Linked DNA regions of Homo sapiens: all the other regions are linked to region 1. The links are chromatin loops, found by intact Hi-C in ENCODE. Cell type or tissue: PC-3. All regions are shown on one strand. Links, peaks and the distances in the headings refer to the core of each region. The heading gives the core; the rest is flanking DNA.

The links. A loop is a pair of places that touch in the nucleus more often than their neighbours do. Peaks named below come from ENCODE experiments on the same cell type or tissue, not always from the same donor. Only the 100,000 strongest peaks of a DNase experiment are listed, where the experiment ranks them.
Region 2: it touches region 1 in a loop (20-fold over the local background); 21 of 110 quality-filtered maps call a loop at or near these places.
Region 3: it touches region 1 in a loop (14-fold over the local background); 41 of 110 quality-filtered maps call a loop at or near these places.

What each region holds. Positions count from the first base shown.
Region 1 is chrX:50,202,201-50,208,462 of GRCh38, forward strand. It overlaps CCNB3 (cyclin B3), which reads left to right and starts at 2,565. Exons shown (of 13, transcript NM_033031.3): 1 at 2,565-2,750. In PC-3, for the core only: CTCF peaks have their summits at 2,469 (motif pointing left) and 2,668; DNase peaks (open chromatin) are centred at 561 and 2,561; H3K4me3 peaks cover 914 bases; H3K27ac peaks cover 350 bases.
Region 2 is chrX:50,097,481-50,103,742 of GRCh38, forward strand. CLCN5 (chloride voltage-gated channel 5) reads left to right here. Exons shown (of 15, transcript NM_001127898.4): 15 at 1-1,750. Among named protein-coding and RNA genes, the nearest start is that of MIR502, 86 kb to the left of the region's middle. In PC-3, for the core only: a CTCF peak has its summit at 2,884 (motif pointing right); no DNase peak of the experiment used is centred there.
Region 3 is chrX:49,912,575-49,918,836 of GRCh38, forward strand. No RefSeq gene overlaps it. Among named protein-coding and RNA genes, the nearest start is that of CLCN5, 6.9 kb to the right of the region's middle. In PC-3, for the core only: CTCF peaks have their summits at 3,226 (motif pointing right) and 3,426; a DNase peak (open chromatin) is centred at 3,237.

The DNA.
Region 1 (6,262 bases), core at 465-5,464:
ACTAGGGAAATGGCCTTTTGGCAGCTTTGAACTGTCTCAGGAAGGCATTTTAAAAGGGCTGAGATTGTCATCCTAGGGAAATGGCCTTGAGCTGATAGAAACTACGCTGGTGTTTGTTCAAGTCTCTTAGTGTGTGTATGTATTGGGGGGCAGGTGGATGAAATTGTGCCGAAAGTTGCAGTTCTTATAGGCCAAAGTTGAGGCCTAGCTGAGAAGTGGGCTTAGAGAAGCCTGACTAAAGTTTGATCATGAAGAGGGTCTTTGTTGCTTTTCCTATACCATCCTTTTGTCAAGGGGCAACTTTTGATGATTAAAGACAAAGTTGGAGCTCCTGTGTCTGGCTCATCTCTGTGGAATATGAAGCAAAGGAAGAAAATGTTTACCTATTCTCCAAGCACAAGAAATCATATCTCTAAGAGATTAAAAATAAAACAAAACAAAAACAAAAACAAAAACTCTGTGTCTCCCAGCCCGGAAAGGAACAACCATGATTCATGCCTGGAAAATGTCTTAGTAATCCCCAGATGACAAAGAGAGAACTACTATGGATGATTAGAGCACTCTCCCAGGGCACCTGAATCCTGTCATCCTGGAGGCTAACCAGGAGCAGGTAAGGGCAGCATTTGGATGTGAAACCAATGAGCAAAATGTAAGGGAAGAATCAAGGCAGACCTGGCTCAGTCATAGGTCACGGTACATTTACTGCCTCTTCCTTCTCTTCTCGAGGCTCTCAAATTGGTCTGTACTGAGTAGAGGGGGTGGAGGGCAGGTGAGGGATAAGGGATATTCAAATAGTCAAAGTAAGGAATATATTGTATTAGTGTGTGAAGGTGTGTGAATAGTCTGCACTTAGGTTTGCCTTTAATAGCCAAATATTGAGATATTAAACACAAAAGCCTTGGTCATCATTTTTTTTCTAAGCACCATCATCTATTTTGTAACCTTGTTTATTCTACCCAAACTTCTTCTCTTTCACACAAACTTGTGAATAAGAGTGCAAATCAATACTTTAAATACACTCTCGGTTTGCATTTGGCTAGAAAAAACTATGAAGATAATAAAAATGGGACCTGCGTTTATAATATAATTATCATGAATAATGGCAAAAGGAAATTAAATGAAGTGAACCATCAGCCTTCATGAAATCACTGTCTGTCTGGTAGTCTTGCTGGGTGTCTTCCAGCCTCAGATTTAGCCTACCTTTTATGTGATGACACAATGACCATTTAGAAAATGGGCAGTGATGCCAATGATTATCAGACATCATTTACTGTGGACCAATATAATTGGGAACACCACTTCTTTTTCTCCTGATTTGGTTTTCCTGCCATGAGAGTACACAATGACATTTAGAGCAGCTTCATGCAACCATACTAAAGTGAAAAATTAGTCATTTTGAACATCTTGGCAGTGGAACTGTATAATTACTTCTGTCAAGTGTTTGTGTTTTGTCTGCATTGTACATATTTTTTCTTTCCTATGAGTGATTGGAGGAGTGGAGGGGGAAAATAAAGGACTTTTAAAGTCTATAAACATTATCATAAAAAAATTTCAGGGGGCAACTGCTAAAGATAAGTGGAGTCTTAGGAATGTTAGGGGTTCTTTTATAGGCAGGGGCTTAATTAGGCAGCTAAAGTTCTGTTCCATAACCTTGCGGTAGAAAATGACTTATGGCTAATTTTGAGGGGTGGGCTTGGCTTGGCAGTGGCTATTTCTGGTCAGGCTCTTCCCTTTTATAATTATGAAATTTCCTTCCCCTGATTTCCTAGAACATTTGCTTATTGTCAGGATAATTCATCTGACATTTACTAAATCTGGCCTTGTAGAGTTAATTACCTTTTCCTATTCCTAGATTACCTACATTGCAAGCCTAGAAGGTTATCTATCTCTTTTTCATTGCATCCACCACAATACTGGGCACACAGGTGGGCTCAAGACACAAGGTTTTGGAATTTTTAGGGCAGAAAACATAATTCAGAAATCACAGCGTCATGGGATCTGTAAAAATGACCAAAAAACTTGGTTAGCTATCTGAGTGGGCAGGCTTCTTTCCCAGAGCAGTAATTGTCACACTTTGGCGTGCATCAGAATCACCTGGAGGGCTTCAGTTTCTCATTCTACGGGTCTGGAGTGGGGACTGAGAATTTGCCTGGTACTGTGTATTACATGCATTATCTCAATTCACGCACAGCCTTATGAAATGCCTACCACTTTAATTATAAATGACTCGCTGGAGCGCAGAGGCCACGTGACTGGTGGGGGTGCTTGGCAGCACTGGCCACTTCCATCGTCTTGGGGGTGGGGGTGGCGGGGCGCGCGCGTGTGTGTGTGTGGTGATTAGCATGCCTTTTATTTCTTTCAGGGTCTGGAGATAGAAGAGAAATTCCCTGAGAAAAAGAAAAGTAGAAAGGTATTTACTCTGATCTTCTGGCCCCATCTGGTGGTTTTAAGTCTGACTAAAAAAAAAAAAAAAAAAAGCGCTGATTCGTGATCTCCCCCTGCTGGTGAGAATGGTGGGGTCAATCCGGCCGCCTCTCGTACCAGTTGTTCTGAGGTGCATTTCTGTGGAAGCATTTCCGTCATTCTGAGACAGTTGGGCTGAGGCGGTTGGTCGCCTCTCTCTCTCTCTCTCTCTGTTCCTCATCTACATTTTGATTGGTTTATTTTTGTATTGTTTTCTTTCAGTTTCCGATAGGTGGAGAACATTCTGCTAATAGCTTTTCTTCCAGTCCATTTGTGGCTTGTTAAAGGTACAACATGTATTGTCAGTCGTGACGAGAGCTTTTTGCCTTATATATTGATTATATATTATAAATATAGAAGTATATCCTGTGTCAGGCTGGAGATGTGGGAGGAAAACTGGCTGAGGGAACTAGCCTTTAATTAGTTTATTTCCTCCCTGTCAAACCAACAAACTTTTCTGGAACATCTGAAAAAATAACCTTTAAAAAGTACTTCAGGCTGACCGTGGTGGCTCACGCCTGTAATCCCAGCACTTTGGGAGGCCGGGGCGGGCAGATCACCTGAGCTCAGGAATTCGAGACCAGCTTGACCACCATGGCGAAACCCCGTCTCTACTAAAAAGACAAAAATTAGCCGGGCGTGGTAGCGCGCGCCTGTAGTCCCAGCTACTCGGGAGGCTGAGGCGGAAGAATCGCTTGAAACTGGGAGGCAGAGTTGCAGTGAGCCAAGATGGTGCCACTGCACTCCATCCTGGGTGACAGAGCAAGACTCTGTCTCAAAAGAAAAAAAAAACTTAAATATACAGTTACTTGGTGACAAAATGTTTATCCTGCCCTGCAGATAGTGTATCAGTGAATGAATGTATTAAACATTACAGCTGGGTGCAGTGGCTGCGGCAGGAGGATGGCTTGAACTGGGAGGCAAAGGTTGCAGTGAGCCAAGATGGCGCCACTGCACTCCAGCCTGGGCGACAGAGTAAGACTCTTGTCTCAAAAGAAAAAGAATTAAATAGCCAGGCGCAGTGGCTCACGCCTGTAATCCCAGCACTTTGGGAGGCTGAGGCAGGCGGATCACGAGGTCAAGAGATCGAGACCATCCTGGCCAACATGGTGAAACCCCGTCTCTATTAACAATACAAAAATTAGCTGGGCATGGTGGCATGCGTCTGTAGCTACTTGGGAGGCTAAGGCAGGAGAATCACTTGAGTCCAGGAGGCAGAGGTTGTAGTGAGACGAGATCGTGCCACTGCACTCCAGCCTGAACGACAGAGTGAGACTCTTGTCTCAAAAGAAAAAAAAATTAAATAGCTGGGCACGGTAGCTCACGCCTGTAGTGCCAGCACTTTGGGAGGCTGAGGCAGGCGGATCACGAGATCAAAAGATCGAGACCATCCTGGCCAACAAGGTGAAACCCCGTCTCTACTAAAAATGCAAAAACTAGCGGGACATGGTGGCATGCGTCTATAGCTACTTGGGAGGCTGAGGCAGGAAAATCACTTGAGCCCGGGAGACAGAGGTTGCAGTGAGCCGGGATGGCGCCACTGCACTCCAGCCTGGCGACAGAGCGAGATTCCATCTCAAAATAAATAAATAAATAAATAAATAAAATATACTATTACTTGGTAACAGCTGGGCGCTGCGGCTCACTCCTGTAATACCAGCACCTTCGGAGGCTGAGGCGGGAAGAAAGCTTGAGGGCAGGACTTTGAGACCAGCCTGGGCAACATAGCAAAACTTCCGTCTCTACCAAAAAATAAATGAAATAAAATAAAATTAGCAGTGTGTTGTGGTGCCCGCCTGTAGTCCCAGTTACTCGGGAGGCTGAGGTGGGAGGATCACTTGAGCCTGGGAGTGGGAGGTTGCAGTGAGCCGAGATCATGCCACTGCACTCCAGCCAGGACGACAGAGCAAGACTGTCTCAAAAGAAAAAATAATAAAAATGAAATATAGTATTACTTTATGACAGCTGGGCACGGTGGCTCACTCTTGTAATTCCAGCACTTTGAGAGGCTGAGGTGGGAGTATTGCTTGAAGGCAAGAGTCTGAGTTTGAGACCAGCCTGGGCAACAGAGCAAAACCTCCATTTCTACCAAAAGAAAAAAAAAATTAGCTGGGTGTGGTGGCGCGTGCCTGTAGTCCCAGTTACTCCGGAGGCTGAGGTGGGAGGATCGCTTGAGCATGGGAGGTTGATGCTGTAATGAGGAGTGATCTCGCCAACTGCACTCCAGCCTCCTGTGCCTCTTGCTCTCAAGTCAGGATGATGAATCGGGGTAATGACTTCATGTGGTCACTAGGAGGTCGCAGCTGTTGGAAAACGTATTCCCATGCAGTAGGAGAACACCCCGTAAAAAAGCCGTCTTGAGAAGGTGTTCCTCCAATTAAAAGGGAAATTGGTGATTTCTCTTGACAGAATCACTCCCCATCCTAAAAACTGCATTTTTGTGTATGTCGTATTTATTGATACATTTCCTTAATATTTCCATTATGAAGATATGTATAGGTTCAAGGAAGGCAGTAACTGTCTCTGTGTACAACCTAGCAGTGGCTCATGTGCTTAGACACTCAGTAACTCTTGGTGATGTTGAGATGATTATGACAATAGTGATGGTGTTGATTATAAGAGTGGACTCAATCATTTGTGTCTTCTGAAATTCTCAACAGTTTTACATTCACCTAGTGAATTTATAAATTCACATATCACATTCTGCCTTGTGGTGTATTTGTTTCATTATGAGCTTTATCTTTCCAAAAACAGGACTTCTTGAAGAGAATGACTGTGTTTTGCCCATTTTCACTTACCCTGCTAAGGGTAGCACAGGTTCATATATATTAGCAAATGCCTAATGATATTTACATAATTGAAAATAAGTGGTAATGGTTCTTCAAGAATTGCTAGCCCCAGGACCACATAGAAGTGCTTGGTCAAGGCCAAAAACATTGGGTCATCCTGATCCAAACTGCCTGGATTATTGTAATAACTGGCTAACTGATTCCACTGAATCTATCCTTGCCACTCTTCAATGTAACAGTTTTTAGGAACTGATATACTTTATTAGCTACTCTGTTATTTTTTATAATAGCTTTGTTGAAATATGATTCATATACCATGTAACTCACTCATTTAAAGTGTACAACTCAATTTTTTTAGTATATTGTGTCACAGAGTTGTACAACCATTACCATAATCAATTTAGAGCTTTTTTAATCACCCCCAGAAGAAACCCTATACCCTTTGTCCATCACACTCCAGCCACCCCTCCACCCCTATATCTCCCAGCTTTAGGCAACCACTAATCTACTTTCTGTCTCTATAGGTTTGCCTATTCCAGACATTCAGTATAAATGGAATAATACAATATGTGGTCTTTGGTGACTGGCTTCGTAGCAAAACTTTTTCCAGCAATGAGCTGTAGCAACATGTGTGAAATGTCTGTGAGGGAAGCTCATTGGAGAATCAGTGGCAAGGGTTTTTATTGGGGGCTGGTGATACAGGCACCTCCTGCCTAGCACATACCGAAATTTCAGATTTCTAGGAGGAAATCTGGTGTTCACCATAAACCATAAGGCAAAGTGAGCTCATATTATCAATTAGTGTTGTGGGAACCCTCCCCAAATCCAAGTTTCCAGATACTAGCCAAGGGCCAACCTTTGTAAGCAGGATTTTCAAATGACAATATTCTTAGGTCTGATATGTTAACCCTGAACCACACAGATTTTGATATGGATTGTGTTGATTCTGTAGATCAATCTGGGCAGTATTGCCATCTTAATATTAAGTAAGCTGATCAATGAACACGGAA
Region 2 (6,262 bases), core at 870-5,869, 100 kb before region 1:
ATTGAATGAATGCTTTGCCTAAAGTTTGGCCTTTTGAAGAAAAACAGCATGTGATAATATAAAAATATGAGAGTTTAAAAAAAAAAAAGATCTCTGCCTCTCTTCTCTCTGCCTCGTCCCACCTTGCTGTCTGTCTCATTGTCTTTCTCTCCCCTCACCATGCGCTGAATTCAGATTTCTCTTTCTTTTATTATAGGCATGTTGTTTTGAATGTGGACTTTGTGGGAGGGAGAGGATTGTTCTGAGAACAGAAACTGGAAGATACGTCTGAGTTGATGGGACCAACAGGGCTTTGCTCCTCTGTGAGGGCCAAAGCCATTGATACTTGTCGGGGGTGATGAGGGCTTTAGCATCTCAAGGCAGACATATGAAGTATTTACTGCTAAACTATATTACTTACTAGTACAAATCTGTTGGAATTCAGGGGCAGTCTAAGATTTGGTGAGTGAAATGCCATCTGGCAAAATCGAGAAGAGAGTGTGGCCTGAGAGGGGAATGTTCAGCCTCACTGTCACATTAAGGGTACCTCAAAATACATGGTCCTTCCAGTGTGTTCCTTTTCCTTCCTCCATTTCACTTTGTCCCCTCTTCTTCCTTTCTCTCCCATTTTCCTGGCTTTTTAGCACTCAGCTTTTTTTTATAAGTATGTATTTACTTTTTATTATATATTTGGTCCTTTGGGACTTTGTGATGATTAAGAATTTATTCCATTCAGGATTTTAAAATGATGTGTTTAATATTTTGTTCTCTTAAACTCTTTTGAAGCTATGCTGCTAACCAGGTATAGGCCAGAAAGGAGGTGGCCCAGTCAGTACCTTGCTCACGTCAGCTAAGGGGGACAGTGATGTCATGTGGGTGACTCTTCTTCATTTGACCAAGGCCAGCCTCCTGTTCTTACCTCTGCCCATTCATTTCTGGCTATGGGAAAACTACCACCTGTTGAGTGAGCCAATGAGGCCAGGAAGATCAGAGGGGCTGGGTTCCGGCCCATGGGCCACTATTTGAATTTCTCTGTAGTAAGCTCTTTGTAGGGCTGGCTCCAACTGCAGTAGCCAAAGAAAACCTGTCTGACTCGACATTTTAATGCCTGAGAGTTGGTGAAAGTTCAGCTGAAGCTAATGTCTAGACATCAGCAGTAACTAGGCATCCAGAAAGTAGCTTCAACCAAAGCTAATAGAGCCCAAGTTTCCGCAGGAAGTTTGGTGCTGAGCTGTCCAGAGCAGTTGTTTATCTGAGTGTTGCTAGCCCTTAGCCATGCTTTCTTAGCTTTATTCTCGCCTGTTCCTAGGCATAGCCTGAACCAGAGCTATGGCTCACTGCTCGCTTTATTCTACTCCCTAGTCATGCGGAACAACATAGTCTAAAAAGGAAGATGTGGACTGGGGAGTTAGGAGACCTGATTTCTATTCCCTATGCTTCTACTAACTAGCCTCGAGATCTTAACCGCTCTGTGCCTCAGTGTTCCCATCTGCAAAATGGGGATAGTGTTAATTGCCCTACCTACCTCACAGGGTTGTTGTGAGGATAAACTGAGACAATGAATTCAAAGCAAGTTGACAAGTAAGTGCTATGCAAATTGTAAGAAATGGAAACAATCATGTTAAAAGCAATGGAATGGACATTGGCAGAAGGGTTAATGGATTGTCCAGCCCTTTCTCTGTGTGGCTTAAACCCAGGTCGCCATTGCTTTATACATTTTCACTTAGCACAGATTTGTAATTATGCATGTAATAAAGCACAGCCTTATCCACCCTGGTGTCTGGTGTGTTTCTAAAGACCCTAAACTTGGTAGCTATTGATTTCTGATCAGAAAACCACAGGGGCAGAGTGGAAGGTTCAGGGGAGGGTAGCACAAAACACAACTGCAAACCCCTACTGGCAGGCCCACTGCTTAAAAAGATTTATTAAATAGTTATTTTCACATTTACAGACTCAGTAATACTCTTTACCATAAGGAGGCAAATAAGAGGCAGCTTGCGTTTTTGGAGATGTTCCAGATACCCGGATACCTCATTCATTGTGGCTACTTAAATGTTCCTGTCTCATACATTGGTGATACTTTCCTGATGATGTGAGAATTGGCTGGGAGCTGTATTTTTCTCTCTCTTTGAGCTCTTAATGATGTAAGGTCGTGGGCTTTGACAGGCCTCTTGCCTACAGCTACTTTGTACAAGGAGGAGGATGGGTAATCAAAACGGTCCTCCCATGAATACTAGGATTCTTAGTACCCTCTTTATGGTGTATTGGGATTAAAATGTCTTCTGTACGAAATCCTCTGAAGTTACCCTGTAGATTAAAGTGGGGTGAGGTATGGGGAGGTTGCTGTATCTGTGGACATTTTCATGCCTTGCTGGAACACGGAAAGCTACACTTTGAAGTACAGCTTTCCTACTTTCTCACTCTATTTTTCCTGTGTCTCACTCCCCCACTCACTCCTGCTCTCTGTTAGCCAGGCAGTACTAGGAAGACAGTGTACCATGTGTCCAAGTTTTACTTTAAGAATTTCCCTAGTTGACATTTGATCACACCTGCACTGGTGTTGACTTGATTTCTTGTTGCTACTGAGAACTTTAATGCCTTTGGCCTAGTTGGTGTCATTTCAGGAAGGACACCTCTGTGTGAAAATGACTCCCTCATAAGCCTAAAATCCCACAAAATTTCAGTTATTGATGTTATTTATCATTTTACCGTACCCCTTCCACACTACCGTCATTCCTGCCTCTAATCTCTATACCTTTTAAGAAATAGCATTACATCTGTTACCAGCTATCAACAACTTGCTGTGAATCAGAGTGTCATGTCTAGTCACTGTAGAGCTCAGATAAAAGGTGCTTTGATGGAGTATGAAGTACAGACCTATCCATCATCTCTTACAGGAGCAGCCCAGAGAAAAAGCTGGAAATAACCACCAGATGTCAGTGCAATCATTAAAATACTGATGTGGCTGAGGTCTGGCCGGAGGGGAACTGTGAGGGGTAGGCAGGGCAGGAAGCATTAATTCATATATGTAGCTCGGTGCTGGGAATGCAAAATTCAATCATATGAGTATTTCTTCCTTTATCAGACATTCTCTTAATGTATATAATACACTTTATGCTTTTCTTATTGTTTTTAAAGAAATCAACCACAAGGCAGTCCCTGCCTGTAAGGAGCTTACTGTCCTGGTATCTGAAAGTTGTAGTTTCTTTTTCTAAGCAATGTCCCAGGTGAAAACATTGAGGAAAGAAGGGCTCTAATTCCTCCCTCAGTAGGGGTGGCCATATCATTTGCTGTATGACTGGGGCACTTTTGACAGTGGGAGGGACAACAGGCATAAACTAGGACTCTCCCAGGGCAACCAAGAAGTGCGGTGGTTCTGTTCCTCAGGGATCTTCAGCTCCTGTCCTTTGGAGTCTAGCTCCAGGCCTCCCAAGCTCTTTTCCTAGCATCTCAGGCTCTGCCCTCCCCTTGAGCTCCCAAGGCCCCTCCCCTGGACTCTCTTTCCTCCCTCATAATAAGCCCTCTCAACTGCCACTGGGTTGTGGGATAAGAGAAATGCTCAAACAACCTCAAGTAAAAAATTCATATATCAAAAACAAAAATAGAGCTCTGAGAAGAGAGCAACGTTCAGGGTAAGAGGTTCACTGGGGCCTCCTCAAGCTGCCAGGTTGAGGATTTTCTATACCTATATGTTGCCCACTGCTAGTGTCTCTAAATCGACCATTTGAGCATCTTCATTCCAGAGGTTGCAGATAGAAGAGAAGGTAGAGAAGAGGGAATAAGCATAGGATTTGATGCCAGAGGACCTGGACTCAAGGTTTACTACCTTGAGGAATTGGCTACCTTTCTTTTATTATTTTTTTGAAGACAGAGTCTCACTGTGTTGCCCAGGTTGATCTATAAAGTCCTGGGCTCAAGCGATCCTCCCACCTCAGCCTCCCAAAGTGCTGGGATTACAGGCATGAACCACTGTGACCAGCTACCTTCCTTGATGAAACAAAACTCAGGATCTCTATGTTTGGCCTTGGATGAACAGCCTCCTCTTGAAAAGGGGCTTCTGCATCTCACAGTATGGCTTTGTGTTCCACAAGATTCTCCTTGCCTTGGAGGCAGTTTTCCTAGTTACCTCACTGGCCTAGGGGTGTGGTGGAGATCATCCCCTTTTTAATATTCTGGCTCAAGTGTGCCTCCAGAGCCCAGCTGAGCTGAAAGTAGAACTTTTCATCTAAAAGTTTGGGAAAAATGGGAGAGAGCCTTCGTGATGTACCATGAAATCAGCCTAGCTCACCCATATTGGTGGCTCCCAAACCTAGCTGTACATCAGAATCATCTGGGTATTAAAAAAGAGATTCCTGGACAGTTTGGCTCCAGACCTTGAGCTAGTATTTGGAAAACCCTGGAAGAGCATTCCAGGCTTCATCTCACCCTAAAGTCATATCAGCCTCCTGTGTGTGGGCACCATCTTAACACCTGCCACCACCTGAGAGAACTCCTTGTCCTTCTGCTTGTTCACTATTGTATCCCAAGCATCAAGTGTAGTGCCTAGCACAGAGCAGGACCTCAGAGAATACAGTGCTTGCTGAACACTGGCTGGTGGTGCAAAGCTGGACTGCTTAGTTCCTGTTTCCTGCCTGGAGATATGTCTCTTACCTGGTTGTATACCACCTTCTGGGCACACTACACTTACCCGGCCACAGGGGGTTCTGGCTCTTACATTACAAGTCACAACCTGATCATCACCATTGAAGTACAACCCTGTGTGAGTGATGGAGGGCATGCTTATTTCAGGCTCTTTTACTTCTTCACCAAGTGATTTTAGGCACATGACTTGACCTTTCTGGACCTCAGTAACCTCATCTGCAAATTAAGAATGATGATAAAACCTGCCTCATTGGACCATCAAGATGATAAATTGAAAGTAGGTACTCACTGGGCTTTACAAATTGGCTATATGAACATCATTGTTATTCATTTGGTCCTGTGAGCTAAAAGAGCTAATGTATGAGGAATAGTCACTTCATTCAACCAATATTTAATGAGCTCCTACTCAGTGCCATGTACTATACTAAGTACTAGGGATACAATAAAAGGAAAAAACAGATCCATTCCCTGCATGACAATCCAAAATAGTCCATTTTGAATGGCATAAACCAGCAGTCTTTTTGTTGTTGAGACAGGGTCTTGCTCTATTGCCCAGGCTGGAGTGCAGTGGCTGATCATAGCTTGCTGAAACCTCAACCTCCTGGGCTCAAGCAATCCTCCCACCTCAGCCTCCTGAGTAGCTGGCACTACAGGCATGCCCCACCACACCCAGCTAAGTTTTGTATTTTTTGTAGAGATGGGGTTTCACCATGTTGCCCAGGCTGGTCTCAGACTTCTGAGCTCGAGAGCTCCACCTGACTTGGTCTCCCAAAGTGATGGCCAGCAGTCTTTTCTAGTGATAAGATATTTTTACCCCTTCAAGTCCAATGTTTGCGGGCTTGGCAGCCTCTCCTTTATATTAACAGAATCTTGGAACCTCTCCCACCACAATGTTTCCTGACTATTTTTCCCTTTGAGACTCTGAATATGTCACTAAATCAGGGCATCCCAGGTACACTCAAACCAGTCTTGTCATTTATGGTTTTCAAGAGGGACACACTCACTTTATTCCTCCCTGTTCCAACTCCCATTTGGCCACATCTGAGCCTACAAAGACACTCAGAAAACCCTTGCCCCAGAGATCACCCAGCCTGACAAAGTTCCTTGTACCCCATCCGCCCTCACCTTGTCCTCAAGCATGATGCCTCTTGCTAGTTCTAGTTACAAAATAAAAACTCCCTTGTCTATAAGTGGATACCAACAGATATGACTGTGTGTATGTGGAAATGAGGGTTGTCTTCATTAGCAATAATATACCAGAAGTGCTTTATTACACAAACATCCTTGAACTTTACTACAACCCTGTGATATAGGCAAAATATGAAGAACCCAAGACTTGGTTGTGATTTGCTCAGTAACTCAGAGGCAGGAAGTGATGTAACAGAAACTGGAACTCAATGTCTTTGACCCCAAGCCCAATGATCTACTACTAATTTTGTGGCTCAGTGCTCCTGTTCATCCTGAACATTTTCAGGCCAATTTATGGGAAGAAGGTAACAGAAGCTTGCCTGGTGAAGTTGGGCAGTTGGCCTGGTGTTAAAAATTTACTGTGGGTAAGAATCTGTATAGAGACATATAGATGATTAGAAACAATTCTAGGAAGGGGATCTCCAAAGAGATTTCTTTTAAAATGTGAATGTGA
Region 3 (6,262 bases), core at 870-5,869, 290 kb before region 1:
GGAGGTTGCAGTGAGCCAAGATTGCAGCACTGTACTCCAGCCTGGGCAACAGAGTGAGACTCCATCATCAAAAAAAAAAAAAAAAAAAAAAAAAAAAGAAGAAAGAAAAAAGAAAAGTAAATTCATCAGTAAACAAAAAGACAAAAGTTCAGGCCTTCACCAAGCTTACACTAGGGAAGGGTGGAAGTACAGACAGATGAGTAATAAGATAAATAAGAATATTACATGGTATATGTAGGAGGTACATGCTATGAAAAAAAATAAGCTGTGAAGATGTACATAAGGAGATCTGGAGAGTTATAAATTAAAATAGTGTACTCAGAGAAGGCCTTGAGGGAAAGTGACACTTGAAAATGTGACCTATGAGAAAGCACTTGCAGGAAGTGAAAGTTCCTGGAGGTACCTGGAGAAAGAGGATTCCAGGTCAAGGGAAAGCAAGTGGGAGAGCTCTTGGATGGAAGCATGCTGGCGTGACTGGAAACAGCTGGTGTGGTGGAAACAGTATGAGCGAGGAAGCTAGCAGTTGATGATGAGGTCAGGGAACTAACAGGGGCCCGATCATGTACAGCCAGTGGAAGGACTTTGACTTTTGCTCCTGCTTGAGCCATGGCTTGAGAGCCATGGGAGGGTTTCATAAAAAGGATGGTAGAATCTGACTTCTCTTGTAAAAGGATTGCCCAGGTTACTATGTTAAGCAGGAAGGCAAAGATAGAAGGAGAAACAGCAGTTAGGAGGTGATTTCAGCAATGCAGGCAGATGAGAGCATGGTAGCTTGGACCAAGGTGATAATAATGACAGTGATCAGAAGGAGTCATATTGTGCATTTATTTTCAAAGTAGCACATCGGGATTTGCTGATGGATTGGAAAAAGGTGTTAGAAAAGTCAAGAATGACCTCTCTTGTGGCCTTAGAAACTGGGAATAATGAAGGACAAGCGAGTCTGGGGAGGGTAGAGATAAGAAGTGTCATTTTTAACATATTAAAATTTGAAATATGTACTAGGTATACAAGTGTAGAGATATTAAATAGGCAACTAGATGTACAAGTTGTAATTTAGAGAAGAGGTTTGGCCAGAGATATAAATTTGAGAGTTGATAGTAGATGGTGTTTAAAGCCATCAGATCAGATGAAATGACCAAGGGAGAGAGGAGAGATGAAGACAAGACTGATTCCTCGAGCACTCCCACCTTAGGAGATCAGGAATCCACGGAGGAACTCATAAGAAAACTAAGAAAGTAGCCATGAGATAGGAGAAAATCCAGAACAGTGTCCTGGAAACAAGTGAAGAAAAATGTTTCAAGAAGAAGAGAGAGATCAGCTGAGTTAAATTCTACTGATGGGTTAAATAAAATGAGAACAATATTACATTTGGCAATGTGGAAGTCACTGGTGTCTTTGACGAGATCCATTTTGGTAGAGTCATGGAAGATGAAAGCTTGATAAGAGTGCATTTAAAAGAAAATGGAAAAGAGGGAACTTCTGATTGTGTACAAGATGGAATGAATGCACTCATCCCTATTCCTCCTGCTAAGAAAAACCCTGGAGATTATATGTAAAACAAACACGATGATTCTGAATGATGAAGAGAAGGCAGACCAACCAGGGACCTTGGAACCTGAGGAATGGCACAGTGCTTGAGTGCTATCAGTGGAGGCCTAATGGAGAGTTTGGATTTTCACCCTTTCCCAATAGGAATGAGGTGCCTCTCCTGTCCCATGGTAAATACATGGTCTTCCATCTCCAACTGGAAATAACATGATGGTCCCCTTCCTGGCAGGGTATCTGAGAAGGCCAGTTAAAACAGAAGATTTAAATAAGATCCAGAGTCTCATTGCATAACACCTAATATGTCCAGGATACAAACAAAAATCACTTGTCATAACAAGAACCAGAAGAATCTCAAATTTAAAAAAATCAACAGCCATCAAAACCTATGTGACACAGATGTTGGGATTATATTACAAGGATTTTAAAGCATCCAACATAAGAACGCTTCAAAGAGCAATTATGACCAGACTTGAGTGAAAAAATAGAATGATGAGTGAAATAAATAGAAAAATGAGTGAAAAAATAGAAAATTTCAGCAAAGAAGTGATATAAAGGAGAACCAATCGGAAAGTTTATAACCAAAAAATACAATAACTAAACTTTGAAAACTCATTGGATGGGCTCAACAGCAGAATGGAGAATATGGAGGAAACAATGATAGAACTAGATGATAAGACAGTAGAAATAACCTAGTTTGAACAACAGACAGAAATAGACTGGGAAAAAAAAAAAAAAGATGAACAGAGCCTGTGGAACTATAACAACAGATATAGCATTCATGTTACAGGAGACCCAGCAGGAGAGAAGAAAAAAGTGTGGTGCTGAAAATGTATTTGAAGAAATCATGACAAAAATTTTCCAAAATTTGAGAAAAGACAACTTACAGATTCAATAACTGACCAAACCCCTAGCAGAATAAACCCCAAGAAACCCAGGCCAAGATACAGAGTTTTCTGTACCTGGAACAGTGAATGGCACACAGTAAGTGTTCAGCACATAAATAAATGCATATATCACTTAACTCAGGTTATGGTGTCCCAGTACTATTGGCAGTGGCCACTTAAATCTACATAGGCTTGGAGTCATAAAGATTTATTTTAAATTTTAATTATTTTATCTGCATTATATTTTAGAGTTAACTTATCTACTCTTGTATCTATTGTTAGATTACAGAGGTTGCCAGGATAACAGATCAACAATAACAAAAAATAGAATATATTCTTGTCAAACTTTATCCAGTTTAGTAAATCACTATTCTACATAATCTAAAGGGTATTCAAAGTGACTACAAAATGGATTTAAAAATGAGATAATCTGGTCAAGAAAAAAATAAAATGGAACAGTATGAGCAAGGAAGAGAGTAGTTGGTGATGAGGTCAGAGAACTAACAGGGGGCCCGATCATGCATAGCTGTGTACATGGAAGTCTTAAGGTAAGGACTTTGACTTTTGCTCTTGCTTGAGCCATGGCTTGGGAGCCACGGGAGGGTTTCAGATAGGAAAAATAAAATGAAACTAGAGGTGAGTTTAATATAAAATGCAATCTGTAAAATCCTGTTCACTTGCCGGGGGTGGGGAATACCAAATATTTGGCTCCAAGCTTTCTAGCAGCCAATGCAAAAAAAGAAATAAAGGGCATGATTCCTACGGAGAGCAAAGCCTCTTCCTAGAGCCATGTTCCCTGCTCTACCAGTAGATGGCGCACATTCCATGTGATGAGGATTAAGGAGCAAACTCTTCAAGGCAGGGCTTCTAAACTGAGCCTAAAATTAATATCAATCATTCTTTCTGAACTACGTGCCTGGCTATTTAATTCACCATATAGTTCTTAGTGCAGCTTTGGGAGAATTTGCTATTATCTCCTTTAAAGATAAGGAGACAGGATTACAGGTAAAACTGGCTCAAGCCCAGATTTGAGTCTCTACTCTTTCTATTGCACCAGGCAGGCAACTTGCTATTATTTGGAAAACCTAAGGCAGGTTTTACTCTAATTGGTGGGACTCTTTGACTGGGAGGCTTTCTTAGTGCCACTGCCACAAGATGCAGTAAGAGTCGGAGGCGAATTTGGGGTTCTGACATAAAGTAGCTGTTTCAGATCAGGGAAATCGTTTAATCCGCGTGACTCAACTTCCTCTTCTGCCAAATGGGAATGACAAAATCTGCTCCACTTAACTCTGGAAGTGGTGTGAGGATAGCAGAGGGAAATAGATGTGAAAACACAAAGTAGAAAACATTCTATAGGAATGCTGTATTAAACCCAAGATTTATCGAATTCCTACAATGAGCTGGGTGCTGCGGTAGTCCTGTCAGGTGGTATTATTCAAAGTGTGGTCCATGGCCCACTGCTGGTCCACAAACTGTTTGTTGTTGGTTTGAATCGAATGGGATAAAATGGAAAGAAAGTGTTCCAAAACCTTAACAATTTGTCAGAGTAATTTTATGTCTGTTGAATATAATCATGAAAGAGTTGCACTTGTATTTTGTGTTTTTGTTTTTATTTCATTTTTCTAGTAATTTATTGGTATTGTATTTTATAAAAGTATTGATACACGATATATTTTAGGGAAAATGAGTTTTTCCTATGAATAGTTTGAAAAGCACTGCTGTAAGGAATATAAAGTAAAATATAGGACATGGGCCTGCCATCAAGGAGCTTGCAGGCTAGTTGGTGAACAGGTAGCAGAGTGGTTCAGAGACGCCACTACCACTATTCCACTGTGCTTTAACTCCTCTATGGAACAGAAGTCTATACAGAGCTGAGGAACTTACAAGTGAAAGATCTTCAAATCCTCAAAAACATTCCCTAAACAAACCCTCATATCTGCTGCCATAGAATAGTAGCAACTCTAGCTAGACTTGGACTTCTCTCACATGGAGGGCAGCCTGACATGGGATTTTTTTTTTTTTGAGACAGAGTCTCACTCTACTGCCCAGGCTGGAGTGCAGTGGTGTGATCTCGGCTCACTGCAACCTCCGACTCCCGGGTTCAAGCAGTTCTTCTGCCTCAGCCTCCCAAGTAGCTGGGACTACAGGCGTGCACCACCATGCCTGGCTAATTTTTTTGTATTTTTAGTAGAGACGGGGGTTTCACCATGTTGGCCTGGCTGGTCTCGAACTCCTGACTTCAAATGATCCACCTGTCTCGGCCTCCCTAAATGCTGGGATTATAGGCATGAGCCATCACACCTGGCCTGACGTGGAATTTTTAAAAAGTAAAATTTCTCATGAAGGTCACTTGTCAAAAATTATCCTTCAATCAAACACTATTCTTGTTTTTCTATATTACTTTTAAAGATATATAATTGAATGGGTAATACACATCCATGGCACAAAATTGAGAAGGTGCATAGCTCTACATCCACATACTGTATTGTAGAGAATTTTGCATATAAGTACATAAAAAAGTTTTCTCATTTTTTTTTTTTGAGATGAGGTCTCACTTTGTTGCTCAGGAAGGAGTGCAGTGGTGCAATCAAGGCTCACTGCAGCTTTGAACTCCCAGATTCAAGTGATCCTCCCATCTCAGCTTCCTGAGTAACTGGGACCACAGGTGTGATGCCACACCTGACTAATGTTTGTATTATTTCTAGAGACAAGTTCTCACTACGTTGCCCAGGCTGGTCTTGAACCCCTGGGCTCAAGCGATCCTCCCACCTTGGCCTCCCAAAGTGCTGTGACTATTGGTGTGAGCCACTGCATCCGGCCTTTCATTCTTTTTCTTTTTTTTTTTTCCATTGGAGAGATGCACCATTATTTATTTGATCAGTCCCCTATTGAGGGACATCTGGTTGCTTCCCAGTTTTTATTATTACAAACAATGCTACAGTGAATAACCTCGTTCATATAACATTTTACACCCATGCAAACATAACTGAAGGAAATATTTCTGGAAATTAAATTTTGGGATCAAAGTCTCATATATTCTTAATTTTTATAGTTATTGCAAAATTGCCCTCAATTGACTAATTGCACTCCCACCAACAATTTATGAGAGGACTTACCCTCCCACCCCTGCTTTGTCAACACAGTGTATTATTATTACTACTATCATTATTATTATTATTTGAAGCAGTCTCATTCTGTCGCCCAGGCTGGAGTGCAGTGGTGCGATCTTGGCTCACTGCCACCTCCGCCTCCTGGGTTCAGGTGATTCTCCTGCCTCAGCCACCGGAGTAGCTAGGATTATAGGCATGCACCACCACACCCACCTAATTTTTGTATTTTCAGTAGAGATAGGGTTTCTTCATGTTGGCCAGGCTGGCTTCAAAATCCTGGGCTCAAGTGATCTGCCCACCTTGGCCTCCCAAAGTGCTGGGATTACAGGCATGAGCCACTGTGCCCGGCCAACACAATCTATTATAAATATTTAAAACTTTGCCAGTGGTATCTCATGGTAGCTTTCATTAGCATTTCTCCAGTTATGAGGTTGGCTATCCATTTTTGGTATAGAAGCCATTTGTTAATTTTGATACCCTGCTCTCCAGGCACAGGGCAATTACAAATGACTTCAGATCACTTTATCATCAGCATTTCCTAACCTACTGTTTTGATAGATCCCCTGAGCTAGAGAACTTTGTTCATTTTCTTTTATTCTGCCCCATTTTTTGTTCTAGAACTATCCCAGGCATTTCTTAGGCACTCGGGAAATTTTACTTTAAAATCAGTATTTCTAGCGGCTAGCACAATGGCTAGCATAATAGTAAGGGCTCAAAAAA